Regions from separate parts of the Homo sapiens genome. Here region 2 is linked to region 1. A link is a loop called in an ENCODE intact Hi-C map of the cell type or tissue named here. Cell type or tissue: Panc1. All regions are shown on one strand. Links, peaks and the distances in the headings refer to the core of each region. The heading gives the core; the rest is flanking DNA.

What was found. A loop is a pair of places that touch in the nucleus more often than their neighbours do. Peaks named below come from ENCODE experiments on the same cell type or tissue, not always from the same donor. Only the 100,000 strongest peaks of a DNase experiment are listed, where the experiment ranks them.
Region 2: a loop joins it to region 1, with 8 times the contacts of the local background. A loop is called at or near these places in 2 of 110 quality-filtered maps.

The regions. Positions count from the first base shown.
Region 1 is chr17:74,035,783-74,051,514 of GRCh38, forward strand. No RefSeq gene overlaps it. Among named protein-coding and RNA genes, the nearest start is that of LINC02074, 69 kb to the right of the region's middle. RefSeq lists an enhancer at 5,383-5,883. In Panc1, for the core only: no CTCF peak of the experiment used is centred there; a DNase peak (open chromatin) is centred at 7,189.
Region 2 is chr17:73,985,022-74,000,753 of GRCh38, forward strand. No RefSeq gene overlaps it. Among named protein-coding and RNA genes, the nearest start is that of LINC02074, 120 kb to the right of the region's middle. RefSeq lists an enhancer at 2,179-3,018. In Panc1, for the core only: no CTCF peak of the experiment used is centred there; no DNase peak of the experiment used is centred there; H3K27me3 peaks cover 356 bases.

The DNA of each region.
Region 1 (15,732 bases), core at 3,982-11,981:
TTGGTTTGTATTTGAAAGGTTCATATACTGCCTCCCAAGAAGATTCCTCCCGAGGAAGTGGGTGCGGGAGGGAAAGAGGAATGCAGGAGTCTGAAGCAAGAGGATTCTGGCAATGGCTGGGCGCGGTGGCTCACACCTGTAATCCCAGCGCTTTGGGAGGCTGAGGTGGGCGGATCATGAGGTCAGGAGTTCAAGACCATCCTGGCCAACATGGTGAAACCTCATCTCTACTAAAAACACAAAAAAATTAGCTGGGTGTGGTGGTGCATGCCTGTAGTCCCAGCTACTCAGGAGGCTGAGGCAGGAGAATCATTTGAACCCAGGAGGCAGAGGTTGCAGTGAGCCGAGATCGTGCCACTGCACTCCACCCTGGAGACAGAGCTAGACTCCGTCTCAAAAAAAAAACAAAAAAAACAAAAAAAACGACTCGAGCATCATCCAGTTGCTCAGACATGTGCAGCCTATGGGTGCAGGGCTGATATTAAAGCACTAAGTGTAGAGAAGCTAGGACATGGCTAATATGCCTCCCTAGACTTCTAAAATCATCCTCTTACTAAACTTTTCTGTTAAGCCTTTGAATGTGCCAGCTGCTTCCTGCAGGGCCCTCACTAAATCAAAAGGCAGCCTATGCTTACCTTTGACCCTGTTCTCTCCTCCCCAAGAGTGTACCTGGATTTTCTTCACCTGGGCCCTGGGCTTGGTCATTAACTACACCTGAAACAGAACTCGAGTCTCTCTAGAATAAGCTTTTAGATATGCAAGCAGATCTAATAGATATTTTCATAGGCGATTTCCCACCTCCAATACATACACAAAGTGACCCTGGAAGTATTTTTTTTCTTTTTTTGGTTGAGATGGATTCTTGCTCTGTAGCCCAGGCTGGAGTGCAGTGTTGCCATCTCAGCTCACTGCAACCTCAGCCTCCCGAATTTAAGCAACTCTCCTGTCTCAGCCTTCCGAGTAGCTGGGATTACAGGTGCGTACCACCACACCCAGCTAAGTTTTATATTTTTAGTAGAGACAGAGTTTCATCATGTTGGCCGGGCTGGTCTCAAACTCCTGGCCTCAAGTGATCCACCCACCTCGGCCTCCCAAAGTTCTGGGATTATAGGCGTGAGCCACCACACCTGGCCGACCCTGGAAGTCTTATATACAGCTATGCACAGGAAAGCAGGAGCAAGATCTTCTTTCTAGTAAAAGGCAAGAGGTCAGAATAGGAACATCAAGTCTTCTCTGATCCCCCGAGAAAGCGGGTCATCGTCCCTCCTCTGCCTCCCGTCCATGCCTGAACTCTGTGACCGAGGGCAGGAGTCAAGAATGTGCTGTGCATGCTCCTTGGAGCTCAGAGGCAATGATGATCAGATTCAATAATTATTAGTGATCTGCATATTCTCTACGGCAGATGAAATAACTGTACAGAAGAGCGGGCGGAAGGGAGAAAACCGTAAATGCCTTTCTCTTTCAGCATTAAAACAGCAACGCTATAAAGCTTGCTGCAATTAATTAGCACTCTTATTAGCACCTTTATCTACCCATCCCCACACAGTGTAAATGCCAGAGAGCATCAGGCAGCTCTGAGCCCAGGGGCCTGGGCAGGGCTCGGGAGGGAGGGGCCTTCCTGAGTTCCCACGCTAGGGGCTGGGAGGATGTGTGTGTGTTGCCTAGAGATAGCTGCACCTCCATAGACCAGAAGACTGAATCTCCTGGGCACTGAGCCAGTGGGAGTAACCCAGGGAATCTTGTGTGTGCAAAGAAATGCCAACTGCCAAGTAGCCAGGGAGAAAGAGTGACACACACACACACACACACACACACACCTCCTAAAGTATCCACGCTCCAAGACTCATTGCCCAGGCCGGCTTCCTGATCATGTGACCAATGCAGTGTCACCCAGGGTCTGCAGTCAGAGGGGGCCCCATGCTTGGAGTTTGATCCTCTGAAGTCACCTTCTTAAAACTTGATAATTTTATCTTTAAGGCCGGGCACGGTGGCTCACACCTGTAATCCCAGCACTTTGAAAGGCTGAGGCGAGCAGATCACCTGGGGTCAGGAGTTCGAGACCGGCCTGGCCAACATGGCAAAACCCTGTCTCTACTAAAAATACAAAAATTAGCCAGGCATGGTGGCGCGTGCCTGTAATCCCAGCTGCTAAGGAGGCTGAGGCAGGAGAATAGCTTGAGTGCGGGAGGCAGAGGTTGCAGTGAGCTGAGATTGTGCCACTGCACACCAGCCTGGGCAACAAGAACGAAACTCCGCCTCAAAAAAAAATTTTTTTAAAAAAGGCCGGGCGCGGTGGCTTACGCCTGTAATCCCAGCACTTTGGGAGGCCGAGGCGGGCGGATCACAAGGTCAGGAGATCGAGACCATCCTGGCTAACATGGTGAAAACCCGTCTCTACTAAAAAATACAAAAACAAAAAAAAAGCCAGGCGTGGTGGCGGGTGCCTGTAGCCCCAGCTACTCGGGAGTCTAAGGCAGGTGAATGGCATGAACCTGGGAGGCGGAGGTTGCAGTGAGCCGAGATCTTGCCATTGCACTCCAGCCTGGGCAACAGATTGAGACTCTGTCTCAAAAAAAAAAAAAAAAACCAAACAAAATAAAAACTATCTATCTATCTATCTTTGAACTCGTGATTAGTAAGCGAAGTCAATGGGACAGTGGAGCATTCTTGGGGGCTTGGGGCCCCTGGGTGGGGGCCCCTCCCTCTGTTTCCACACCTCCCTGGGATGATTCTCAGCTGCTAACTCCACCTCCTCCAGCAACTGCTGCTGCCCTGCCATCCCCCTGTGGCAAACTGGGGTGCCAGAGGGTCATTGCGGAGGTGTGTACCCCATGGACCAAATTGTGAAGTGGGGCCCCAAGCATCTGTGGGCATCTGCAGTCACCCCACAGATATCCCCATACTGAAGGAGGGAAACTTACAACAAATATAAACATCATGATGGGTAGAAGAGAAAGACAGTAAGAGAAAGGAACAAGCTTTTTTTTTCCTTTTTGAGTAAGGATCCCTACATTTTCATTTTATTTATCTTTTATTTTTGTTTTTTTGTTTTGTTTTGTTTGTTGGTTTTTATTGAGACCAAGTCTCACTCTATTGCCCAGGCTGGAATGCAGTGGCCCAATCTCAGCTTACTGCAACCTCTGCCTCCCAGGTTCAAGCGATTCTCCCGCCTTAGCCTCCCAGGTAGCTGGGACTTCAGGCGTGTGCCATCATGCCCAGCTAATTTTTTTATTTTTTTTTAGTAGAGTCAGGGTTTCACTATGTTGGCCAGGCTGGTCTCAAATTCCTGACCTCAAGTGATCCTCCCACCTCGGCCTCCTAAAGTCCTGGGATTACAGGCGTGAGCCACCACACCCGGCCCCATTTTAAATTGGGCTCTACCAACTATGTAGCTGAGCCTGCCCACTGCTTTCAGGGCAGGTTTGGGGGTGCTTCACAGGGCTCCCCCAGCCCTCTGATCAGCTGTGACTACTACGTTCAATCATTTGACAGACACATCGAACCCTGCTATGTGCAAGGCTCTGGATGAGGTGATATGGGGGATGGAGGGATGGAAGTCACATACCCCTGAAAAAACCACAACCTCAGGGCTCGATTGCTCCCTCTCTGCAACTGTGCATGTGTTTTTAAATAATAAATGTAGAGAAAGAGATACTCATGCCAATGTCTCAAGCCTAAGCCCTGGCTGACATCTACTTAGCTGGGGAGGTGAGGAGAGAGTGACCCAGTGGGGGCAACTTGGTAGCAGTTCAGACCCAGCAGGATCAGCCTGGTCCTTAAGTGTAGAGTAGTTCAGTGGTGCTGCCCTGAGGTGGTTAAATATAAAAGAGCTAAATCAGAGCTAGTTAAGTTCCTGGTTCTGCTACTTACTATGTAACTTTTCGAGTTTATTAAAGTCTCAGCTTTTACTTTTCTCTGCCCTTGAATCAAGCAAACAAAAAATGTGGATTAAACAACATAGAATGGGCCGGGCATGGTGGCTTATGCCTGTCATCCCAGTACTTTGGGAGGCTGAGGCAGGCAGATCACCTGAGGTCAGGAGTTCGAGACCAGCCTGGCCAACATGGCGAAACCCCTTCTCTACTGAAAATATAAAAATTAGCCTGTTGTGGTGGCAGGAGCCTGTAATCCCAGCTACTCAGGAAGCTGCACCAGGAAAATGGCTTGAACCCAGGAGGTAGAGGTTGCATTGAGCTGAGATCACACCACTGCACTTCAGCCTGGGCGACAGAGGGAGATTCTGTCTCAAAAAAAAAAAAAAAAAAAAATGTAGAATGTCCATTAGCAGGTGTGCAGAAGCAGGAAGAGTGAGGGATGAGGAGAAGCCAACAGAGAGTGCATCAAATAGCATCCCTGCTGTGGCAACTGACCTCAGTTCTGCTGGGGAACCAGGCAGCATGGGCCTCGGAATCGCCCCCCAGAAGATCAGGAGGCTGAGACATTCATCCACCACCTCCCACCCCCAAGGATGTCAGCTCCCCTGCATTTCTGGGCTGCCATGCACTCCAGGTGGCAACCCCAGCAGCTGGAGGAAAAATCCAGAATATAAAAGGAAAGCACGCGATGGTGCCAGCCGTGGGAGCTTGTGAGTGTACCTGGACACTGCCCACCACAGCTAGGGCTGAAATTCCAAGTCAGCTGGAGGATATGACACAGGACACCAAACCATCTGCTTCCAAGGCCCAGCTATGACAGGGAGCTGGCCGGCGGGTGGGGCCCAGGCCTCCTCAGGGTGGTTACATACAACAGGATGGAGGCGAGAGGTTGCAGCAGGGCAGGCAAGAGCCAGCACTCACCAGTGGAGAGGAGGAGCCCACGCCTGTCCTAGAGCGAGCCCCGGCACCAACTCCAGCAACATCATCCTCAGGTTTTCCAGAGCCTGGTGTTCAGGCCCCTCCTTGGAACACCTGTGGGGACTGGGAGGGCAGCCCAGCAAGGCCCCACTGATCAACGCGGAGACTTCCCTGCTGGGTCTAGTTGATTTTCACCCAGCTTTCTGGGAGTAGAGCTGTTCCCAGAGCTTCCCTAAGCTTGTGCCCAGATGGCAAATCATGATCCTGCGAAACAGAAGGAGAAATGGTGCGCACATGTGAGCAGGTGAATGGATGCGGGGCCGAGGAGCCTTGCCTGAGTGCAGGACGGCTGGGCTCCACCCTCAGCTCTGCCCCCACCACGCTGTGTGATGTCCCAAGAGCTTGTGACAAGAGCTAACACTGATTGAGCACTCACTCTTTGCCAGGCACTACCCTGGGCGCCTTACAAGGGCGAATCCATTTAATCTCTGCATCGTCTCTACCCCCACTTTACAGATTAGCAGCCTGCAGAATAGAGACGTTAATTGGTTTGCCTAAGGGGACAGCTGGGATCCAGAGCCCTGTCTGATGCAAAGGCACATTCTTCTCTGTAAAATGGGCCCAAAGACCTCTGCTCTGATAACTGCACTGGGCTTTGGCCTTTAGTGAAATCAGCAAGTGGAAAGTGATTGGAAAGGAGAACGCAGACCACACCACACAGGCAAAGAACCACAGTGTGTGCTGACAATGGAGTTCCGCCTGAGCAGAAAGAGAATGGAAAGCGAGAAATGGAAGACAAACCTCAGCAGACTTCCAGGCATTGGGTTCCTGGCTTGCTCCTCCACCACCAGCTACTGTCACCACCCTAAGTCTAAGAGTCCATCACCTCCCATTCTCACCCCAGGGGAGATGGAACCAGTGGGCACAGCTGGTGGAGAAGGGCACTGATGGTGAGTACAGCCCATCAGAAGGCATTCCCCGGGGGATCCACAGCCACATTCCCCAGGCTTCTGAACCAGGACGCCCCAGAAGTTACAGTATGTGGCTTGTACGCTGACGACAGTGGTGATACAATGACAACAGGCCTGCAGACATCCACGGCTCTCCTGCCTGCCCAGCCCTGGAAGCCAGCCTCAGAGCCGGCTCATTCAGAATGGCCATGCCCTCCTAGGAGAAACACCTTCCTCTCTCTGTCCCTGCATGGGGTAAAAGGATCCAAACCCCCTAACAAAGATAGTTCCTGGGCCTGGCTGCACCCAAGCCCTAGCCAAACCCAGAGGCCGCCCGGGACCATTTTTTAATTCTTTTGCAATCAGCACTTTCCTTTCTTCATTTGCTGGTTGAATAATGCAGCCTGTAAGAAAAGGGCCCTCAGCACAATTCTGGTGCTCGTTTACAATGGAAATTGGGAAAACGGCGAAACGCGTACTGCAAAATGCATTTAAAAGAAGATGATTCAATTGGATTTGGCAGCTCCGATATTCAGGACCAGAAGGAGAAAATCTGTCTATGATTTGAACATGTATAATTAAGAAGAAAGCCTTAAGTACCGGGTGCATTTCTTAAGATGTCACCGGCTCTGTTGACTCCAGGCGTTTTGATCAGTGGTGTAGAGCATTTATTTCTGAAATCTGAATAGCTATGAGTGAGGCGCCTTTTTAAAACCAGCACTATGGAGCCAAGCCCTGACATGGCACAGCTCGTCAAATGGGGTGAAGGTAGAAGGAGCAAGGAGGGAGAGCAAAGGCCCCTCTGGACCCAGCTCTGATCCTCCCCCAGGGTGTACCCCCAAACCTTGCAGACCGAGGTTCAGGCAAAATTAGATCCATTTGGTGTGTCCTATTTTGGTTCTTCTGCTGCTGCCAATGGAAGTGCCAGCGCCCTGGGAACCGTTCCATCCTGAAAACAGAGAGCTTGCTTTGAATGTTGGAAATGTTTTAAAAAGGCAACTAGTATTGTGGAAAAAGCCATGCAGTGGTTACCAGAGGAAGGAGGCTCAAACCCCATCTCCACCCTGGCTAATTGTGGGAGCTTGGGCAGGTTACTTAGCCTCCCCCAGTCTCAGCATCCTCATCTCTAAAATGGTCTAAGTAATAGACTCTCCCTCATAAGACAGAACAATTAGACGAGGTTATCCGTACAAATCCCAGTATCTGACACGTGAGCAGTGCCCACTGTACGTGATTTATCGTTCTTATTATTCTCTTCAGCCCTCTCTCAAGCCACCCAAAATAACTGCATGAGCCCAACTCAGCTCACTCTCTGGGCCCTCCGAGAGTCTGCGTGGAAAGCAGGATGTCATGAAAAACCTCACTTGCAGTGCGAGATGACTCAGTGAGGGAGTTGCTGGCAGCCCAAAGCCTTCTCCATGGAGAGCTGGAGGCTTCGCAGGAATGACTCACAGGTGGCACAGTGGGACAGAAACCTGAGGCTGAGATGAGTCACATGACAATAGCTGTCATATGGCTTGTTGGCTCATCATCCTAAGCAGGACTGGAATCTTCTGAGATTTCTAGGGTCCCCTCTCTTTTCTCTTTCAGATGGGGAGAGGAAAGAGAAGGATGAGAAACTGGTGTGAGCCCTGGATGTTCTTCTTAGAGGCCTGGCCTACTCCAGGTAGAATGTGGCCAGACTGTGTTTGACAAAGCCACCCCTTCCCTCCACTCCCTAAGCTGCCCGCACTTTTCTTGGGGAGGGGAGGCAGGGAGGAAGGATGGGGGGAAGTCCAGGGGAGGAAAAGGAAGAATCTTTCATGCAGGAAATAGTTGCAGGTTTCATAACCACACATTCAGGACACACCTGTTGCAAGACTAAGGAGGAACTGATGCTCAGTACTCCCATGATGTCCAGCGGATGGGAGGCTAACCTGGCTGGTGTGGGTCCCACAATGCCAGAGCTGTTGGCCAACCACCAGGCTCACCAAGCAAGAAGACCCTGCAACAGGAATCAGAAGTCAAAGAGCACCCAGCCATGGACAAATGGGTGATACCAGGAGGGTCCCAGAGGTCACAGCCTGCTGGCAGGCTCTAGGGTTCCCAATGACCTCCATCAGATATGGGGGGCATCACCTGGCCTTCAGCAATGGACTGCTCCAAGGCCCCTGAGTGACCACACTCCCTGGGGCTCTGGCCAGTACCTCTCTACACATACAGGCAGCCCACCCTGTAGATGTACCCAGCCCTGATTCCCAAGGCCAGCAGCACGGCACCGTGTGACCCAAAGATTCTAGCCACCTGGTTCCTAGTGAGAAGCCACAGCCCCAAGTGGTCTGCTCATGTATCAGGGAAGAACTCCTTGCCAGCAAGAGTTACAGCTGGAAACATCAGGCACAGTCTCAGGCCAGTTCTGCACAGGTGGGGAAACTGAGGCTGGCCTTGGCTCAGCAGAGAGCTAAGGCACAGTGAGAATCCAACACTACCGTCATGCCTAGTTCTGGACCAGACCATCGGGCCACGCTGCCTGCCTGGATGCCAGGGTGTTGGAGTTAATGTAGATGGCTTCAAGTCCTCCAGCTCTACCCCTTGCCAGCTGTGCAGCCTTTGGAAAGTTACTTAGTTTCTCTTTGCTTCTGTTTCATCACCTGTAAATGGGGCCAAAGTGCTTTCCTCAGAGGTGTGCCAAGAATCTGGCCTGGCAGAGCAGGTACTAAGTAAATATTCACTTTCTTTCTTCTTCTTTTTTTTTTTTTTTTTTTTTTTGAGATGGAGTCTTACTCTGTCGTCCAGGCTGGAGTGTAGTTGCACAATCTTGGTTCACTGCAACCTCTGCCTCCCAGGTTCAAGTGATTCTCCTGCCTCAGCCTCCTGAGTAGTTGAGATTACAGGCACGTCCCACCATGCCCAGCTAATTTTTTTGTATTTTTAGTAGAGACGGGGTTTCACCATGTTAGCCAGGATGGTCTTGATCTCCTGACCTCATGATCCGCCTGTCTCAGCCTCCCAAAGTGCTGGAATTGCAGGTGCCACCATGCCCGGCCCCCCTTTTATTTTCTGAGTTTTTCACTGGTCCCATCTGCTTCCCTCTCCTTCCTCAAAGCTGCTTAAAGCTCAGCAACAGCCCTGCCTCTGAGATGGCTCAGCCTTTAGTGCCACGCATGCTCAGTGATACCCCCGTGAGTCTGACGGTGAGGACTTCGGCAATTGCATCTGACCTGGAGGTAAAGCCCAGAAATATAGGCAAGGAAATGCTCTGTGAATATTAAGGAAGGTCCAATAACTTCATCCCCTAAAAGACGTAAGAAGAGGCCCTTGGGTTTGCCACTTGACTGGGACTCACATCTCTGCCCCCTTTTGGCTGGGAATGAGTATGTGGCCAGTCTGGTCCATGAGACCCAAGGAATCTGTTGAAAGTCTACAGAAATGAACTGTCCTGCCTCATTTAAAAGAGCGAGGGAGAGAGTGAGAGAAGGGAGGCAAGGGGCAGCCCTTGCTGCCCCTGGCTATCTGTGCACATGGATGGGTGAAGACAGAGGCTTGGGGCTGCTGCCGCCATCTTTTTTTTTTTTTTTTGAGACGGATCTCGCTCTGTCGCCCAGGCTGGAGTGGCACGATCTCGGCTCACTGCAACCTCCACCTCCCAGGTTCAAGCAATTCTTTGCCTCAGCCTCCCAAATAGCTGGGATTACAGGCACATGCCACCATGTCTGGCTAGTTTTTGTATTTTCAGCAGAGATGGGGTTTCACCATCTTGGCCAGGCTGGTCTCAAACTCTTGACCTCATGATCCACCTGCCTCAGCCTCCCAAAGTGCTGGGATTACAGGTGTGAGCCACCGCACCTGGCTTGTTGCTATCTTTTAATGCAAAGGGAAGACTGAGAAAACTGCAAAGAGGCCGGCCAGAGCCCTGGCATCACCACACTGCTGAAGCCACCCCAGAGCACTCGCCTCCAGAGTCTTGTGTGAGGAAATAAATGATTTAAGTCCGTTCTAGCTGTATGTTGTTACTTGCAGCAGAGCACACCCCCTTTCCAAGCCCTAACGGGCACAGCTATCAAGTCAAGAGAGGAATACTGCCAGCGTTGGAAGGTTGCCATGAGAAGGTTCACATGACACCTGTGAATTGTGCAGCAGTGTGCAGCATGCAAAGGACGCCCACAACACGTGGCCCCTCTTCTCTTTAGCCAAACCTAAACTTCATGCCTCCAAAACCAACTAGTCCTATGAGGCAAAAAGGGCTCTTTCCGGAGCCCAGCCCAGGCGCCGAGGCAGCCACCCAGTGGCTGGGATTTAGAAGAAGCCTCACTGACTCAGCAGCAACAGAGCTTCTGCCTCCAGGCTCCGAATGCCACTGCCTGCCCAGAGGCCCAGGGAGACCGAGAGCAAACAAATGAGCTCTTCGAATGGCAGCGAAAGTGTCAAGGAAGTCAACCGCAGAGGCCATGAACATCTGACCCCTCCAGAAAGTGCTGGTGTGGAGAAATGCTAGTGCAGCTTCATTTTCAGCCTCTGATTTCATTAATAAGATAATGATGAGCCATTTAACTTTGCATCTGAAGAGTGAAGCAAATTACCTGTGTCTACATTGCTTAATGACGGAGGCACTAACAGGACCTTTGCCGCCTGCTGGAACCGAAACTGACCTATTGCAGGAGGCAATTTTATGCTCTTGGGTTTGCCACTTGACTGAAGCCATTCATCAGGCCGGGAACTCACCACCCTCCCCAACACACACTCCACATTAGCTCCGTGTCCTCTGCTGCACGCTGCCCCTCTCCCTAACGGACGCAGGCTTTTTTAACCCAATGATCCTGCTACCATTAGTTATTTCCCGGACATGAACCACTGGGCCCTCATTAGCCAACTCTCAGGTATCCAGGTGTGAATTTTCCACTTTGGCAATGTTTCCCCGGAGAAGTATTCATCTGAGCCAAGCCATGTCCTGGACTCCATCTTCCCATCAGCAGGAAATACCAACACCGCCCGTGGCCTTCTGAGCCAAAGATGATGAGAGAAATCAAGACGCAGCCAACCACAGAAGTCTTCCAAAGGCCAGAGAGGCTCTTTTGGATTTTTCATTGTTTCAGGTCCATAGATTTTTTCATTTCTTTTAATTAAAGTAGAAGTTCCATACAGTAAAACTCACGCTTTCTAAAAGGGAATGGCTCCGAGAGTTTTCACAAGTGCATACAGTTGTGTGGCCACCAAGACAGGCAAGACACAGAACAGTTCTGTCACCCCAGAGAGTTGCCTTGCACCTTCTATGGTCAACCTCTCCTCCCACTCCCAGCCCCTGGCCACCACTGATCTGTTTTCTTTCCCTATAGTTTGGCCTTTGCCATCATGTCATATACACTGGGAAGCCCTTTGATTCCAGCGTCTTTCACTTAATCACCTGCATTTAAGATGGATCCAGGCACTTTTGTGCATCAGTAGTTGGTTCTGTTTTGGTGCTGAGTAGAAGTTCACTGTATGGGCCGGGTGTGGTGGATCACGCCTGTAATCTCAACACTTTGGGAAGCCAAGGCGGGCGGATAACTTGAGGTCAGGAGTTCGAGACCAGCCTGGCCAACATGGTGAAACCCCCTCTCTACTAAAAATACAAAAAATTAGCTGGGCATGGTGGTGGGCACCTGTAATCCCAGCTACTCGGGAGGCTGAGGCAGGAGAATCGCTTGAACTTGGGAGGCAGAGGTTGCAGTGAGCCGAGATCACACCATTGCACTCCAGCCTGGGTGACAAGAGTGAAACACCATCTCAAAAAAAAAAGAAGTTCACTGTATAGACAAACCACAAGCTATGGATGAGGCCCAAGGGTGTTCACTGAGCACCCACCTACCCTGAGCCAGGTACTTGAACATACATTATTTCAATTAATCTGCAGGAAAAACTGTGAGGTAAGTACTCCTTTTTTTTTTTTTTTTTGAGATGGAGTTTTGCTCTTGTCGCCCAGGCTGGAGTGCAATGGCATGATCTCGGCTCACTGAAACCTCCGCCTCCCAGGTTCAAGTGATCCTCTTGCCTCAGCCTCCTGAGTAGCTGGGATGCCAGGCATGCGCCACCATGCCCAGTTAATTTTTTGTATTTTTAGTAGAGACGGGGTTTCACCATGTTGGTCAGACTGGTCTTGAACTCCCAGCCTCTGGTGATCTGCCGGCCTCAGCCTCCCAAAGTGCTGGGATTACGGGCATGAGCCACCACACCCAGCCAGTAGGTACTCCTCTATCTCCATTTTGGAGGTAAGAATAGGGCCATGCAGCTAGAAAAAGAAGGGATGGGCCAGGGACAGCCACGAGCACCATGGAGAGGCCATCCACTCCATCATTCATTCGTTGGACAAGCATCTCCTGGAGCCCTTTCGCAGGACAGGGCACAGTGCTGGGTGCAATGGGGAAGCACATACAGCCCTGCACAGAGGGGGTTACAGTCGAGGACTGTGCTTCCACCTGCCCTGCAGGGTGAGCCCACTGGACTTTCTTGTACCTGAGGCTGAAGACGCCACATTTGGTGAGTGTGTGGCCCACATAAGGTGATCCTCCTGGTATGTGTAGGGAGAGAAAAGACTCAGCCTTCTGTAAGACCCTGGGGAATCGGCAGCAGGAAGCGCAAGAAAGGCGATCGGAGACGTGTTTTCTCAGCACATTTGTGCTCTGAAAACAATGAAATTGCAGGTTTCACTAGACAGACATGCCAGCCACTGCCTGCAAGTAAATATAGCGATCCCTGAGGCTTGCTGCCCTCCAACACCAAGTCTCTGTCGTTTGGACTTGGGCCACAAAACCACAGAGAGGATGGTGGGGGGAGTAGCAGGGGTCGGGAGGAGGAAGTGGTCTAGGCATCACTTCCTGGCTTTTTCCATCCCTGTTCCAGGCACATGGCCCTGAGGCTCACCAACCTGCTGGGGAAGATGGCACCCACTTCATGGCCTGCCATTATCAGCCATACACACGCCTGGGGTCATCCTCTGACCGATACAGTGTAAGCAACAATTTGCTGGATGTATAGATTTCCAGGGGGAAGAGGCAGCAGTGGCTGTTGTCCCACAGCTCTGCCTAGGGGTGTGGGCTCCAGCGTTTTTGGCCTAGATCATAAGAGGGAATCCCTAAATAGAGGCTTTCAGGGTGGGGATGGAGAAGGCTCTGGCTCATTTCCTCCTGAGAGGCCCCCGGTAGAGCAGTCCACTGGGCTTCTGAAGGCTCCTCAGGAAAGTGCACAGTTTGTATTTGTTCTCAGCTCCTAGCCAAGTGCCTGGTTTAATAAGCAGCTTTTGAGCAATAATGAATGAATGAAAGGAAGAAGGGAAAGAGAAAGACAAGGAGAGAGGGGGAGAGGGAGGGAGAGAAAGAGAAACCCCTAGAGGCAATCCTTTCTGAGTTTCTTAGTAAACAGAGAAAAATCTTAAGCTTACCAGCTGGAGAAGAGCAGGAATTTGGGGTTCCAGTGCCGAACCCCCATTCTACCACCTGTTAGCTGCACAAGTTACTTTACTTTTCATAGACTCGGTTTCCTTGTCTATACGACAAGGATATGGATACTTCTCTCTCAGGGTCTGGGGGAGGATTACATGAGATCATTTTAGACCTCAGCCTAATGCCCGGCATGGAATAACCGCCAATCAAAAGTAGCTATTGCTGCTGCTCTTCTGACTTTAGCAAAAGAGGCCTCCTGGTTCTGGCCTGAAAGCAGGGCAGGCCATGCCGTGGCCGGGACCCCCTGGTGAGAATGGACCCTCTTGGAGACTCTGACTTCATTCCTGCCCAAGCTGCAGGACAGCTGTCCCTGCTGGCAGCTCCATGTGCATCTGGAACTCTCTGAGCACCAGGCTTTGTGTGTGTCTGGATTAATTGCTTTCTCCACCCCCGCATCTCTGCCCACCTGCAAGTGGGAGGCTGAGGTGACTGGGGACCTGCAGGTTTTGGTGGAGCCCCTGGCCCCTCAGGCCTGAGCTTGAGGAGAGATGGAGAAGGACTTTATTAAGATGGATGTCAGAGCTCCAGTCGGCCCTCATCCTGCAGCTTACGCTAAATTATTAAACGTCGGCAAGGACGCCAGGGGCTTTGCCATTTGTTAACAGATGGCTCTCAACTGAATCTCTGTGCATCATCTTGATGTGATATGTACAGGGGATTGGGCACAGCCCGGGGATGCAGCACTGGAGGAGGAAAAGGCATTGCGGACCCCCGTGGAGACTGCCCACCTTGTCCCTGCAAGCTCCTGTCGGGTTCACTCACCTGTGTCAGTTTTGCTTCTTGTCCCCCTGCTAAGGGGCTCTCTGAGTCCAGCGGGGCACCAGACCTGCCCAGAGCAGCAACTGTAATAATTAATGTTGCATGAGGGTCTACTTGGTGCTCAGCATTTCCCTCGCATTTCTTATTTAATCTCCACAGTGAGCCTGCAAGGGAGGTGTCATTCACATCCCTTTATAAATGAGCACGTGGGACCCAGAGTGGCTTATTGCCCAGTGTTGCACACTCACTAAGTGACAGAGCCAGGGCTAAGATCCATGTCCCTCTGACATCTCCAGCCTAACCTCTCCACTGTGCTGCCCCCTGGGCCCCTGGCCACCGACTCTGAAACCCTCCCCAGCTCCCCTTGGCCTGAGAGTGCCCAGGGAGAATCACCACTGGCGACTTCCTATGCTCACATCCTCCCTGGAGGCCCAAAAAGGGAGGAACAGGGAAGAAAATGCTGGAACGAGCTCAGCCCTCCTCTCTGGACATCCCCCGCTTCATGTGGGTAGGACCCAGAGGATGACAACGGGCTGCTTGCCAGGATTCGTTTGCTGTGGTGAGGCAGCTGTCACGGTCCCTGCCCTCTGCCCTGTCCACGGGTCTCCCGAAGAGGTGTCCAGCCTGCCCTGTCATTATTATTTATTGTAATTGCTGCATTTTATTGAGCACCAAGTCTCTGGCGGGCAGTAGGTATAATGTGATCACATTTAAATCATTGTTAAAAGCTTTGTCATAAGGACAGTCAGTCAGTGAGAAAATCTGATCACAGCAATTTGGAGGCCCCTAAGACTCAGGACCAGGAGGGGATCCTTGATTTTATACTTTGCAACTGAATGGAACTAACTGTCTCAGAAACTCCAGGTAGCAGGTGGCTGACTTTCAGATCTTCCAAGAGCCTCGCGTGCCCATTTTAATGGAGGGACAGCTCGAGTCCAGTTTCCCCAGCCTGAGGAGGCTCTGTAGGCAAGACGCGTGTCATACATGCCCATCTACTCACATCGAGTCTCTCCTGAGTTTACTGCAGCCACAAAGCCCTCGAAGGCTCCATACACTGACCCTGACCCTCCCTGTGACCCAAGGCCTTGGCAGATAAGGAGAAGGCCAGCAGGTTTCTGCAAGACGCCTCTGCCCTCCCCACCTGTCTCCTCGGAGCCCCATCTCCACCTCTCTCAGGTACAATCATTTCTCTGAAGAACCTTCTGGCTCTGGGGAAGTGGCTGAAAGCCTCCCTGGTCAGCAATTCTCACTCCTTCTCTGGCTTCCCACTCTCTCCTCTTTCATCCTGATCTTCTCATTGGAAACTCACATCCCACCTGGGCAAAATGAACCCCTGCCAGGCCTTTACCCCTGCAAGGAGGGGAGGCTCCCCAGGGCCACATCCCCTCCCCTTCTCCCACCTGCCCACGGGCGCTTCCAGAAGGAACCATCTTTAATGGGTGCCCTCACGTCCCTTCCAACCACCAAAGGGGGAAAATATCCTTAAAGCAGTTGCTTATTAACAGCATCTGGTGGCATTCGCAGCCCAGGACGTGGCAAAATATAGATCAGAGTTGGGAAAGCCGGGAATCACGCTGCCATTTGTCCTATTCCAAATGTCATTTTGCGTTCCATCGCAGCATATTACCGAGATGATTAGTGGCATCAAATGACTTCTGAAAAATGATTATGTGCCATTAAAACCATTAGTCTGTCCGAAACCAGCACAAACAAATGGCAATGGGAGGATGAGTCATTAGCTGGGGAGGCTGGGTGACGAGTAGAGAGCTGCCCTGT
Region 2 (15,732 bases), core at 3,504-11,503, 51 kb before region 1:
TAAAGGCCTACTATGTGCCCAATGGGATGCGAGCACCTCCACCAGGGAAAGCCCAGATCGACTCACATAAGAAGACAGATACTAGACAAATAAATCCACTGAACCCATGCACTGAGGAGTTCTGGTTTGTTAGAGCAAATAGGAAGTGGTTTTATGTGTCCCTGTAACTCCCCCTAACTACATTCCGTCAAGCCTCCCCTGCCTGCTCTCTTAAAGACATCTGGTCAAATTATATACATTTCAGCTGTGCCCAGCTGTTAGCGCCATCTCACCCCTGTATTTGGTCCAGTTTGTTTTAAAATTTCTGTCTTTGCAAAGTTCAAAGCTCCACTCCTCCCTTCCCATCACCATCCTCAGCAGGCCAGGCCTGGCCATGGCTGTTGGGGGTTTTGGGGCGGGGTGGGGGTCCTGCTCTTTGTACTCTCCAGCCACTGCCTCCCTGCCTGTCTGGCTCCCCCAGCCATGAGGGGCTGGGGAGACCTCAGGAGGCTCTGGCTGGTGGCCTCTCTAAGTCTGAACGTCCGTCCCTGGTCCCACTGTGAGGATGGGGGTCACATGGACCCTGAAGGGGCCCCCACAGCACCATTCCTTGATCTGGGAGGTCCAGCTCCTGCCAACTTCATCCCCGCCCCCACCGCTTCCAGCCCCTTGCCTCTCACCCAGCCAGGGACCTTCCTGGGTGGGGCACCTGCACGATGGTTGCATCTCAGCTCCCTCCCATGGGGTTCACTCCATGCAAGGCAGGGGCACACAACTCTGCCCGCCAGGTGGGAGAGCAGGTGACATCCTGGCCACCGTTCCCTGGACGCAGCTGCCCTAGTTATTCCCGTCCTCAGCCTGCATAGCTAGGCAGTCTGTTGGCTACGCTGCTGGCCTAGCGGGGAGCTGCCATAATGTGGGAGAGAAAGTCCCCCTTTCCTTCTTCCATAGAAAGGGAGAGAACAGCCTTCCTTCAGAAACCACACTTCAGCAAGGCCAGCTTCCTCCAGCCTTTGGTTGACTTGGGGCAAGGGAGATGATGATGATGATGATGATGATGATGATGATGATGATAATAATAATAATAATAATAATAATAATAATAATAATAATAGGTTCCGTACCCATTTTCCAGGCTCTCTCACTGACTCATTTAATCCTCACCACAACCTGTGATACCAGTACTATTGATATCTTCAATTTATTTTATTTTATTTTGAGACAGGGTCTCACTCTGTCACCCAGACTGGAGTGTAGTGGTGTGATCTCAGCTCACTGCAACCTCCACCTCCCAGGTTCAAGCGATTCTCCTGCCTCAGCCTCCCAAATAGCTGGGACTACAGGTGCCTGCCACCATGCCCAGCTAATTTTTTTTTTTTTTTTTTTTTTTTTTTTTTTTAGGTAGAGACGGGGTTTTACCATGTTGTCCAGGTTGGTCTCAAACTCCTGAGCTCAAGGTACAAAGAACAGGACCCCCACCCCACCCCAAAACCCCGAACAGCCATGGCCACCTCTGCCCACCTAGGCCTCCCAAAGTGCTGAGATTACAGATGTGAGCCACTGTATCCGGCCCAATATCTTCATTTTAGAGATGAGTAAACTGAGGCAAAGGGAGGTGATGTGGCTTGCTCAAGATCACACAGAAAGTGCCAGTAGTTGGCTCTGCAGCTCACACCCTTACCCGGCTCTGAAGCAGCTCCCTGAGCCCTGTGGGGTGGAAGCAGGTGGCAGTTTTCCAAACGTAAGATGGGTGCGCTGAGCCCTTTCCCTCTCCTTCTGGGACAGCTACCTGCAGCCTTGCTGTCAGGGCCGGGATGCAGAGGGGGGCAGCAGGAGCGTGTGACAGGGACACTTACTTCTTCCAGAAATGGGGCTGATGGCACCTCATGGAAAAGACCAGGCGGGGCCTGTAGCAAGAGGCACTTGGGTTGCTGGAGGAAGGGAGGGAAGGGATGGAACCTGGAGTGAGAGGAGAGAGGGGCGGAGTCCTGGGCAGGTGACAGCTTGTGCATAGCTTGGAGGCTGTGCTGAAGACGTGAGGTTTGTCTTAGGAGCAATGGAAAGTTGGAAGGATTTAAGCAGAGCTAGGTCAGATCCTAAAGACTGGACCCAAGGGGAAAAGTAGTTAGCACAGGGCCCTCGGCTGCTGGAAAGCAAACAGGGCTGTCTTTGAGCCCTGGCCTGGTTTGCCCTGGCCTGGTTTCCTGCACCCCATCCAACCTAATAGAGGTGGGGGGTCTTGGGGGAGAACTGAGGTGGACGGGTCTTACCCAGTGCTTTGAGGACCCTCCCTAAGGTGACTCAGAACATCTGTGCAGCAGCCTAAGGCCCAGCAAAGGAAGGGACTGCTGAGGCTTCCTGCCTTGCTCCTTCCCTCGGGGTCCTGCACGCAGCTCTCCGGAATCCCACCCATCTCGGGAATACATCAAGCTATGGAAGATAACCCTGTAATGTGCAACTAATGTTCTGTGGACAGTTACACAGTGGTGCCACCGCAGACTCAGCAACAGAGGATGGAAGGCCACCCCTCCCGCAGACAGGGCCTGCCCTGCCGCCCAGCTGCTCTATGTTGGGGCCTCCCAGGAAATGAGAAAGGAGCCCAGGCACCAGCCCTGCGGCATCCTGGAGGAGCCCGTCCTGGCCTGAACACAAAGACAGAGGCCAGAAAACCCTATGGTGCTCAGAGGGGGACCCTCGGAGGCCACAAACCCAGCTAGATGGCTGTAGCAGCTGGTGCACCTGTGTTAAAACCTGACTCTGCCCCCCACTCCTAACAGCTTCCACTTGCCGAGTGCTTTGCCGACTTCACCCAGTTAAACCTTTGGAACGGCCCTGTGGGGAAGGTGTTTTCCCCACTCTGTGATTGAGGAAACAGAAGCCTACCACGGTGGTCACACATCAGGACTGGGAATTCAAACTCTGCTCTGATTAATTCAAGGCTCTCAGCTCCTCGGCCAGGACAGAAGGCAAGCCACTCATGCTCTCTGAGCTCCCGTTACTCATTTGTAAAAGACCGATGACAGCTCCCGCTTTCCAGAGTTTGCGAGGAGTCCGTGCTGGCAGAAGGCCTGGCACAGGGCTGCAACGTGGCTGCATTTGATTGGGGTTCTCCAGGGAAACAGAGCCAACGGGATGTGCATATCTAGGTCTAGAGAGATATTTAGTTCAAGGGATTGGCTCACTCGATTGATGAGGGCAGCAAATCCAAAATCTGCAGGGTGGGCTGGCAGGATGGAAAAGGGAGGAAGAGATGCAGTTGAGTCCGAAGGCCGTTGCTGGCAGAACTCCCTCTTTCTCGGGGGACGTCAGGCTTTGTTCTGTGCAGACCTTCCACTGATTGGGTGAGGCCCACCACACCATGGAGGCCCATCTGCTTTGCTCAGAGTCCATCACTGTCAACGTCATCTCATCCAAAAAACACCTGCACAGCAACATCCAGGGTAATGTTTGGCCAACTATTTGGGCACAGCCGAGTTGACAGCAAATTAGCCATCACAACAGTGAACACACACCCGTGGCGGCCGTTCTGAGCAGAGATGCTGCCGCTGCCAAAGGCACCCACAGCTGGTGTTTGTGTGTTCATGGTTCATCCCTAGGGATGTGGGAACTCACGAGTGAAAATGTGGCATGCACACAGCTCTAAAGGGGACCCGTGGCACTGGATACCCCCAGGAGGTGAGCCAAGCTATGCCCAGATCCTGGGGCCAGAAGGACCACTTCACTGACCCAGTGTTGGGGGTGGGGACTGTAGAAGGAGGTGACCAGAACTGGGTTTAAATCCTGGCTCTTGGCTATGACTGTGGAGAGAACAGGGAACCTCCCTGAGACTCAGTCTGGCCTCCATGAAATGAGTATAGTGACTGCAGCTGCACGGGGCCCCTGAAAGGAGGCAATACGTCAGCGGATGTAAAGCACCTAGGCTGGACCCAGCCCTTGCACAGACGCCTTCCCTTCCCAATCTTACCGAAGAGAGGAGCACGTCCAAAGCAGAGGAGAAACTTAATTAGGATTGGAAAAATGTGAATTCCAAGGCTTATTAAATTCATGATATTTTTACTTACCATGTACCCAGAAATATATTTAGCAAAGCAATTTACACCATCACTGGCTGATGGATTGTGGTTTTCTAAGTTGGGTTTTAAGATGTAAATGGGCTCCAATCAGAGCACTGCTGGGAGGGAGAAAACCTTCCTCTCCACCGCCCTGGTCCTTGGGCTCCAGCCTCACCTGTGCAGCCTCCCAGGACGGACAGATGGCCCTGCGCTCCCACTCTCCACGGAGGCTCTGCTGGGGTGGGGCAGGGAGTAGAGACAATAGAATATCAATGATAACGACCATTTATCCAGCACTCATTATGTGCCAGATGCGGGAGCTTTACCTCTGCTACTCACTTGACTCTCGCAGCACCCTTGTAAGATAAAGGGCCCTCGGGCACCTTACCAGCTGTGTGATCTTAGGCAAACCACTTGGCGCTCGCTCACTCGCTCTGTGTGTGTGTGTGTGTCTGTCTCTTGCTTGCTCGCTCTTTCTCCCTACCTCAGTTTTCCTCATCTGCAAAGTGGAAATACTAATAACCTTCTATTGGAGAAGCCCAGTGGCTGGAAGTTAGTAAACACTCAGATTTAGAAATGGGTGAAAGGGAAAATTTCCTGCCCAAGGTCAACCAGCTAGTAAGTAGTGGAGTCAGGATTCCAAAGCAGGTGTCGGCGCTAAAGCTCTTGACTGTGAGTGGGGATAGACAGGCACACAGACACGCAGACGGGGCCTCTCTCATGTCCACGTGTAAGCATGGGAGGCGGGTCAGTGAGGTGTGGCTAGACCTACCCCAGCAACCCACACACACTCCCAGGAAGCCCAGGCAGGGATCGCGCTTCTGGGACCCGCTGACACTTTCCAGATGAGGCAAGGTTTGCTCCACAAGGTCCCGGCTTCGCCAGGGCAGGCCAGCTACAAGAAGACGCCCAGCCCAGCGCCTTCCTTCTTGTCCGTCACTGTCCTCCCTCTGGAGTGCCCTTGCCTGAATCAAGGGCTTGCTGGAGCAGGACAAGCAGCTGGCCTTGAAATTTTATTTACTGAAATAATTTGCTTATAAGCCAGAGTTTTAATGCAAAGCCAAACATCGTCCTCGCTCCAATGAAATCATCACAATTTCCAAATTAATGGAGTTGACTGTACATGGAACACCTGACTGGGGAAGGCTGGTGAGCTCAGGGTCAGTAACCATTTCCCAGGAGGGAAGTGAAATGGGAATGCTGCTGTTGGGGCTGGGATATCTGGGTGGGAGGGACACTGGCTGTGGGGCCCCAAGCCCGCTGGCAGGAGTTGGGACCAGCCCTAGAGAATCCTCTGAGCGCTCCCCTTCCAGCGCCGCGGGTGAACAGGCTGAGCTTCCATGCTGCTGGGATTGTGCATGGAATGCAACCACCCCTCCCTTCGCTTGCTTCCAGGACTATGGAAACCTTACTTGTGCTTTGAGATGACACTTCCATCAGGAAGCCCTCCCAGATTTTCCCAGTTGAATTGCTCCCTCTACATGTGGACACTTCTGTAGCTCCTTAAGCCTGAAAACTGGAAGCTCCTAGAGGCCAGAGACCTTTGTCTTCTGCTATCTCAGACCTTCCCCGTATTCCCACCCAGTGCTCAGCATGTTTATAATATGTGGTGGCTTCTCCAGAAATGTTTGTTGATTTGAACTGAGACATATTCTGGTTGGGTATTTTTTCAATTATTTTAAGAAAAAATATATATATAAACAATCTAAGTAGAATTAGAAAATACGTAGGCAGCAAGAATGCTCGTTAGGGGGTGCGGCATGGAGGGCAGAGAGCCCCTGGCCGGGCCTCCTCCTGACCTCCCCACCTGCCCCCTGGGCACCTCCTATAGCCTGGTCACCACCACACATGCTTCAGAATTAGCCACCAGCAGGATGGCGAGGCCCCAGGAACCATCCCTTGAAGGAGGGCAACCTGCTGCTCTGGAAGGTTCTCAGAGACCCCAGAAGAGGCTGCCCAAGGCCTGGGAAGGACCCCAAATTACACAGATCTAATGTTAGTGGCCTAAGCAGGGTATGAAGATATGGACTGTATTCTGGCATCTCTTAATATTAATAGTTGCCAGCAGGGGCCCTGGGACCAGGGGAGCAACAGGGGTGGGAGGTGGGAGCGCACCCCACCCCACCCCACATCTGACTCATTGAGATGCTGCACAGTGGCCAAGGGACAACGTTCTGACCTTATTCCCCCAACAGGTGGGCCCAGTGCCAACCACAAGGGACTTGGGTGGACAAGTGCCCAACTCTCTTCGCTGGCCCCTCCGAGACCACCTTCTTCCAACACTCCTGGCAGGAAGTGGTGGACTCACTTTAGAACCCGGAGGACTCAGAGGTGCCCTAGGAATCTGACTTGCAAATCAACTGTGGAGTGTTTACCAGGCCACGCCCTGCCGTCAGGACTGCATTCTCAACAGTGAAATTGGGCCATTACCCTCCCTTGATCTTGTGCTATTTGTCTGTAATGGGTGTGGGGCTCCTCCTCCCAGCAGCTGGGTCTCTCCCCTGCAGCTGGCCACAGGAGTGGCAGAGACCCTGGTGGAGTGACTGCAGCTTTGCAGGGGGCTAACTTTACTCCAGCCCCTGGGTACTGAGCTCTGGGCTTCCAGATGCCCCCAAAGATGAGCAGAGGCTATGGACACACATCAGACATCACCCAAGATGTGCACCCTCTCATTTCTGGGGGGTTGCAGGAACAGGAACCCCAAACAATGTGACTTGCCTTTGCCTCACCCCATCCCAGGGTCAGCTGTCTTAGTGTCATTATTCCCTTCCAGAAAAGACATGAATATTCCTCTTAGCCTCTGCAGGCACTAAATAATAATAATAATAGTAATAATAATAATGATAACACAAAATAAAGAGCATTTAGGCTGGGTGTGGTGGCTCATGCCTGTAATCCCGGCACTTTGGAAGGCTGAGGTGGGGGTACCGCTTGAGCCCAGGAGGTTGAGGCTGCAATGGGCGATGACTGAACCACTAAACTCCAGCCTGGGCAGCAAAGCGAGACCCTGTCTCTCACACACACACACAAAAAACATTTAATATGGTTTTTATTTTCAAGCTATAAAGTTAATACATAGTGATTGTAGAATACCTGAAGCATGCGTAGTAGTATAAGGAACAATACTAAAATCGGCTTATCCACTGCTAGAGGTAAATACTGTTAACGTTTTGGTGTATTCTCCTTGAGACTTTTCGTGTGCGCATGTGTGTGTGTGTGCGTGTGTGTACGCGCACGAACATCTATGTGTCTACATTATAAAGCACAGTTAGGATTATACTATATGCACTTTTGAGTCCTTCTCTTTTTAATTAACATGATATTATGAGCCTTTTCTCACCCAACAGAACAGCCTGTAAGGGCCCCCTTGCCTTTTCCACTTGCGTTTTAGCCCTTCAGAGGGCAAGGTTCCGGCTGTCCACACCCCTGGCCAGGAGAAGGCCAACCCAGGAAGGAAAGAAAGACAACGGCATGCATTAACCCGGAGTCAACCGTTTATAAAGTCAAACATTTAAAAGGCAAAGAGATTCACAGTTAATCAAATAGTCGATTTGTCAGAGGGTCGAAGAAGATAATGGCTTCAATTTTAAGTTCCAACAAACGCAGCTACCTCCTGTGTCCTATTCAGTCATCCCACCTCTCTCAGAACTAGGACATCCTACAGTTTTGGCCATCACGGCCCCCGGCCAGCCTGCTCGCCCCTCCACGACAGGCCCTTTCACCCTCCACCCTGTTGATTCCTTCATCAGCATTCCCCACCGCACTTTCCAGAGCTTATGCCAAGAGAGCTTTCCTTTGGGAGTTTGGTGAAATGGGGACATGAAGCCTGCCTGGGGAGGGGTGTGTGTGTGTGTGTGTGTGCGCGTGTGTTTGTGTGTGTAGGGTATAGGTGAGCAGGGCTAAGAGACCGATGTAAAAGGAACAGCCCAAGGTCAAGGGCTGGGGGCCAGCAGGAAGCTTCCGTGGCACAGTCATGAATTCTAAATAAATGAAGCCCTCTAAGCATTTTTGTTCTTCTTTTCATCAGTTCTCAACCAGGGGTGACATTGTCCCCCAGACGACATTTGGCAATGTCTGGAGACATTTTTGGTTGTCACAACTGGGGGGTGGATGCTACTGGCATCTGGTGGGTACAGGCCAGGGATGCTGCTCTGGGATGCAGCATCCTACCGTTCACAGGTTGCCCCCTGCCCCCACCACAGAGAATGGGTGGGCCCCAGGTGTCAGGAGTGCTGAGAATGAGGGACCCAGCATTCTCTTCTCTTCTTTGGTCTTTCTTGCCTGCTTGTAACATGCACTTAGACCCTTCCAGATCCACAGGTGCAGATTGTCATGAATCCCAAAGACTAGTATGGGGTGACTCAGTCTACCCCACTGAGGTCAAGAAAAATAAGTGGATGGAACCCGGGAGGGATGAGAACACAGGGTGTGGGTGCAGCTGTGAAAATTTCGTGCTCATGATTTCACACACTCTCTTAATGTTCTTAAGAGCCTTTGGGGAGTAACCTTGGGACCCGCAAACACTTTGCCCCCTTCTCAGGTTCGGCAAGGCAGGGTTTGCCTGTAAAGTAGTAGGACAGTGTCTGGGGAGCAAGCTGCACTTTGACAATTGTGTGAGCTGAAAAGAGGAGGAGACAGAGACATCCTGGGGACAGAGGTGGCAGGGTACCGTCTTTGAAAGTTAAGGAGGTGTTTTCTCTTTGGAGCTCTGTCCACCACCCCAGACTCTTGAGACAAGTCATAGTTACAAAATGGCCACTTAGCATTTGTGGCCATCTCTTGGATGGATGTTGGGTTGACTTGAGGGTGTTCTGAGATGCTGTCCTGGTGGATCCACAGGTATGAAGCCCACCTCTCTGCATGGAGTACCACGGCCACCCATTGTCAATTGTCCAAGGTGGCAGTGTGACCTCAGACTGGACGTTGGAATACAGAGATGAGCCTCTGGCCTTCACCTCTTGGACCTTCCCTGGTTTGGACTCCTGATGGCAGGTTTGGACTCCTGATGGCAGATGCCAAGGTGATGTCACTACCTGGATCATGCTGGGAGGAAGATGGAAGAGGGCCCAAGAGCTTCAGAGAGCAAACCGTCGGCTGCAAGCTGGGTCACCTGGCTCCGGCAGCCATTTTTCTTTCCTTTGGGTTCCCCTGACACTGAGTACTGTTTTGACAAAATGTTCAGCAACCAAGTGTCCATGCATGACCTAGAGGGTTCAGGAGGGACAGCCAGCCTGAAGACTTTACCAATAGACCCAGCATGGAAGGAGGCTCTCAGAGGCTGGAGGGGAAGGAAGCCTGACTTCTCTCTGGACACACCATGCCTCCTCTATTGCCAGAGCATGAAGGGAAATGGTGGATCCTCTCCTAGTAATACTTGAAGTCTTTGTTATTTGGGATCATTTGATTTTTGACTCTTAAAAATAGTCCATAGGCCGGGTGCGGTGGCTCACGCCTGTAATCCCAGAATTTTGGGAGGCCGAGGTGGGTGTATCATGAGGTCAGGAGATCGAGACCATCCTGGCTAACACGGTGAAACCCCGTCTCTACTAAAAATACAGCAAATTAGCTGGGCATAGCAGCAGTCACCTGTAGTCCCAGCTACTCAGGAGGCTGAGGCAGGAGAATGGCATGACCCCAGGAGGCGGAGCTTGCAGTGAGCTGAGATTGTGCCACTGCACTCCAGCCTGGGCGACAGAGCGAGACTCCATCTCAAAAAAAATAATAATAAAAATAAAAAAAAATAAGAGTCCATGAGGACTGAAAATGGTAATGAGGTTACAGTGAAAGTGAGATTCCAGGACAGGCTAAAAAATCAAGAGAAAGAGACTGGAGGAGAAACCTCACCTCCTTTGTGGCTTTTCAGAAATGGCCTTTGGAAGCAGCAGCAACTCCGAGAATGAACTTGCTGGCCCCACCCAGCGATGGAGAGAACATCCCTTTCAGAGCAGAGATGCAGGATGGAATAGGTGAAGAGAGAAATACAGATTCCCTGAATATCCGTGTCCTCCCTCTTTTTTCAAGGACTCCAGTATCTCCTGGAAGCTCCTAGAAAAAGTCTGGCATTCATGTGAACTTAATCAGCAGAGACTCATTTACATAATAAGCATTCTGTGAACACTTACCATATACAAAGCACTGTGTCCCACAGCTAGCATAAGGCCTGGCATACAGTAAGTATTTAATATTTGTTTAGGATTTTTTTCTTTTTTTAGATGGAGTCTCGCTCTGTAGCCCAGACTGGAGTACAGTGGCACGATCTCAGCTCACTACAACCTCTGCCTCCTGGGTTCAAGTGATTCTCCTGCCTCAGCCTCCCTAGTAGCTGGGATTATAGGTATGCGCCACCACGCCTGGCTAATTTTTATATTTTTAGTAGAGACGGGGTTTCGTCATGTTGGCCAGGCTGGTCTCAAACTCCTGACCTCAGGTGATCCGCCCGCCTCAGCCTCCCAAAGTGCTGGGATGAGCCACCGCACCTGGCGTGTTTGGGAGATCTAAGGGTGACTGAGAGACTATCCCTGCAGCCAAGGATTTTATAAGCCAGACGTGCCGGGGAGTAATTCAAGGTGGAATGAAATAAGTACATTTCCTGGTGTTTCTTTGGTCTCAGCTGCTCATCTGGAAGTGAAGCAGAGCTCCCTGGGGACCAGAGAGTATAGAAAATTTCTTTCTTGAGTGGACCCTAAGAATGAATGGGGAGATTTCCCCAGAATAAACCAGCTCACCCTTCCTTTTCCCCTTCCGCGGAGCTGAGTCTAGGGAGCAACAGCAGCGCCATCTTTCTTTTTCGGAGGCAGAAGCTGTGCACTCTTATCAGCAGTGGGACAGACTTGGGCTTTGGACCCAACAGATCTGGAGACCACCCACTAGATGAGGGAAGCTTGGGTACTGAGCCTTGGTTCCCTCTTCTGTAAAGGGAGCTAATTTTGTCTTCCTGCAGGGGGTGGATGTGAGAATTGTGAACGCAAAGTGGTGGGCACACTGCAATGGGTGTTCAGCCATCTGAGTCTTTGTCCTGTGACGAGTGTGCACATAATAGCATCGCGCGTGTTAAAGCTCTCTGAGCACAGGGCCTTTGTATCACTGATTTCCCCGCATCGCCTTAGTGTACAGTGCAACGTTCGCCCATGGTAGGTGCTAAATAAATGTTGTTGTTGTTGTTTTGTTGTTGTTGTTGTTGTTTAGACAGAGTCTTGCTCTGTCGCCCAGGCTGGAGTGTAGCGGCGCGATCTCGACTCACTGCAACCTCCGCCTCTCGGGTTCAAGCAATTCTCCTGCCTCAGCCTCCCAAGTAGCTGGGACTACAGACACCCACCACCATGCTCGGCTAATTTTTTGGTATTTTTAGTAGAGACGAGGTTTCACCATGTTGGCCAGGCTGGTTTTGAACCCCTGACCTCGTGATCCACCCGCCTCAGCCTCCCAAGTAGCTGTGATTACAGGCACCCACCACCACACCTGGCTAATTTTTGTATTTTTAGGAGAGGTGAGGTTTCACCATGTTGGCCAGGCTGGTCTTGAACTCCTGACCTCATGATCCACCCACCTCAGCCTCCCAAAGTGCTGGGATTATAGGCGTGAGCCATCACGCCTGGCCATAAATGTCTTTCAATGGGATATTTAAAAACATATGCATGTTGTTATGATATATATCTTCAAAAACAAAAATCGGGACATGTCTGACTAGGACAAGGACACCCAAGGCAGGCACAGATGAAGCACTTTAAGTAAGGCCAGTCCTCAGACGTCTGGCTCCAAGATGAACACTGACAAGGCCGTGCGTCTGGCTCGCCCCTCACTCCCAGCAGCCCTATTTTTCAGGGGGAGAAGGATGAGGCCCAGAGAGAAATTAAGATGACTTGAGCCAGGTCACAAGAAATATGATATTCCAAGAATTACTACTTCCCAGCTTCATCCTTCAATATCTCTCTTTCTCTTCATTTTGAAAAGCATAAGTTTAGGTAGGAGAAAATCTACCTAAGAGGCAAGAAAATTTCCCATGATGTTCAGCTTGTTCAGGTGACACACCAGGAGATGGGGTGAGGGCAGAGGGGTGATTTTGTCTCCAAAGCAGGGGTCAGCAAATGTTTTCTGTAAAGGACCAGATGGTAAATTGTACAGGCTCTGCAGGCCCACCATCTTTGTCACAGCTTCTCAGCTGTGCTGTGGTAATGCCAAAGCAGCCCTCAACAATATGTACATGAATGAGCGTGGCTGTGTTCCAATAAAACTTTATTTATGGACACTGAAATATGAATTTGATATCATTTTCACATGTCATAGAATAATACTCTTTTGATGGCTTTTCAACCATTTGAAAAAGTAAAAAAAAAAATTATTCTTATCACGCAGGCTATAAAAACAAGATGGCGAGCTGGCTTTGGCTGGTGGGCTGTGTTTGCTGACCCTGGCTCCAAGCACCTGTGAGATGGTCACTGGATGGCATGCATCCACTTACTCCACATTCTCATCTTCCTCTTGGAAAAACCTTCTGGCCATGGGGAGATGCCTGTTCCCTCAGACAAAAGGCTTAGAGGTACAAACAAGGCACTGCTTTCTCTACGAGGCTTCTAGATCGCCTGCCACCCGAGAATGTGAATACTCACATTTTTAGCTTCTAATGGGGGTGGACAGCCAGAAATCAAACTAGAAATGTGTGTTCTAAGCCATCTAACCCCCAGATTCCAGCATTTGGCTCCTCCAGCTTGAGCTAAGAAGTTGCATGAAAGCAGCCAGGCATGGTGGCTCACGCCTGTAATCCCAGCACTTTGGGAGGCTGAGGCGGGTGGATCACCTGAGCTCAGGAGTTCGAGACAAGCCTGGTCAACATGGCAAAACCCCATCTCTACTAAAAATACAAAAATTAGCCAGGTGTGGTGATGGTCACCTGTAATCCCAGCTACTCAGGAGACTGAGGCAGAGGAATCACTTGAACCTGGGAGGCGAAAGTTGCAGTGAGCTGAGATCATGCCACTGAACTCCAGCCTGGGTGATAGAGTAAGACTCTGTCTCAAAAAACAAAACAAAACAAAAAAAAAAGAAGTGAGAAAACAAATAATCCATGCCTCGACTCTCTTTGCAGAGAGTCCAGGACACTGGATGTTGGAGGCCTCACTGCTAGACATAGTCACAGAGTGCCTGGTGCACTGCTTAGAATTTGTCCTTTGTAAATTTAACTTGAGGAAGCACAGAAAGTTTGCCCTTCATATTGTGGCATAAATAATCGAGGAGCAGGTACCCCAGGAATGAAGACAGAGGAAGTTCTCAGTCCATAGTGGAGTGCACAAGAATGATAGGGAAGCCCAAGGTTTGTAAAAACCATAAATATCTCAACGGTATGCAAGGGCAGCCTGGAGAGCATCATTATCTGCTCCCCTGACTGTTTTAATATGCTGGGTAGAGAAGCCTGATAAATCACCGGAGGCTGCAGGGCTTGGAGAAGATTTGGCTGGAGCTAAAAGAAGGCAGCCCATGGGGAGGACAACTTTAGAATAACCTGAAAATACACAGACACGTGCCTGCAGACAGACACTTTCATTCATTCATCCAATATTTATTTCCTGCTTATGTTGTTCCAAGCACTGGACTAGATGCAGAGAGAATCAAGTTGAAGAAGACTCAGCTCCTGCCCACACGGAGCCTGGGAGCAGGGGAAGGCTGGAAGATACCGATTGGAAAGGTATCTCAGGAGCATGAATTATTGCCAGGGCACGGGTGATCCAGGGGTGCACCCCGCAGAGCACCTGCCCCCTTGTGGAAGCCCAGCTACCTGCAGCCTGAGCGCTGAGAACCTGACCAGCACCTGCAGAGACTGCAGAATGATCCTCAGTGGGTCCTCCTGAGCCGTCCTGCCTCCACCTCAAGCCCCTAGCAGAGAGGATCCCGGCCAGCCCTGAGCCAGTACAATGAAGGAGACAGCTGAACTTAATCTACCGAGGCTCTACTCCTCTTCCTGCTTGGAAAATCTCCATCCAGCCCGCTCAGCAGAGGGAACTGCCCCAGGAAGAGAAGAGCGGTGGGCTGAGGGGCCGGGTGGAGAGAGTACAGAGGGAGGAAGCTAAGTAAACACCCAGCCTCTGTGCTCCCCCGTGCTGCCTCCGCCTGGTCAGCACCCTGTCGCTGGCATTGATGGTTTCATTTTTCTGGAGAGAAAAAGAACAAACGCGGAAGATAATTGTAGTGGAACGGCCGATAAGTAACGTTTGGTCTCCTTTTTACAACCATTCCCTAGGGCCATATTATGATAATTTTTCTTCTATAACTGGCAAATTGTATAACGAGTCAGATGATAAACCAGCAAGCAAGGCAGAAATTTGCATTTTAATACAACTGCTGGTATCACTCCCCCCACCCCCCATCCCGGGGAGATCAGGGCCTCTCTGATCCTAGGTCACCTGGCACCCTGCCCTCCTGTTCCCTTCTCTGAGTGAGTGAGTCTGGAGCACTCAATAAATGTAGCATTTTCAATGAAAGCATAATATCTGTTTTCTCCAGATATTATGTAGCATAGAGATTACGATTCAGGGCCCTGGAATCTGCCAGCTGAGCCCTACCCCAGCTCCGACACTGACTGAATGGCTATTCTTAGTCAGGATCCTGAACTATGCCTCAGTTTCCTTTTCTGCAAAACGAGCATCATTCTACTCTCTACACTAGGGGTTTTTCTGTGGATGCCTGGTGTGCAGCAAATGCTCAATAAATATTATTAGTAATCGTGTCATGATGGTCTGTGTGGAAAAAACTTAAGCTGCTTTTCCTCTCTCCTCCTATCACAATCAACACAGAAGATTTCTGTGCCCAGACATGTGGGCTTTTTCCCCACATGCCAAGCAAGTCATCAATTCCGCAGGGAACATCAGCTAGGTATCCTCCCACCCCAATTCAATCCCAACACCATCTACCTGGAAATAGCATCAGATCACAGGTTGGGGGCTCGGTCCCACAAGAGTGACCCCCACATTTCCAGTGCCCATCACAAGCCCCAGTTTGTTTCACCTGGGCTTCTGACCTGCTGGCTGTAAACTTGGCTTCCCACAATCCTCTTCTAGGGTTCGATTAATCTGCTAGAGCAGCTCACAGAACTCAGGGAAACACCACATTCACCGCTATATTCTAAAGGACAGATGAAGGATAGAGATGAAGAGATGCACAGGTGAAGGTATGGGGGAAGGAGTGTGGAGTTTCCATACCTTCCTCCTGAAACCTCCATATGCTCAGCTATCCAGAAGCTCCCCAAACTCTGTCCTCTTTGGCCCTCTATGGAGACTTCATTGGATAGGCATGATTGACAACCATATAGACAACCATATGTGACTAAACAAAAAGGGTTTGATCTTAATACTAACAGACTGAGGGGGAAAACCCAGCCAGGCCTGTCTGTTCAGATTCTTCTTGGCCTCTCTGTGCAGCCTTCCTTCCTCCAGGGTATAGGGCAGGACCTCTTCTGAAATGGGGGCCCCTATTGACTTATAATCAGACAAGGAAGGTCAGAGAATTTCTTTATGGCTGGCCCCAAGACAGAAAGCTGGGGAAGACTGGAGTCCTGCCTTGGCCAGGTAAAAGGAGGGCAGGAGAAGTTCAGAGAGAGAGATTCTGTTTTTCGAGGCCTGCTTTTGAGGCCTAAAGCCCCCCAACAGTATAATAAGGACCATGGGAGTCATGAGCCAGGAACCATGGACAAAAACCAACATAGCATAGATGA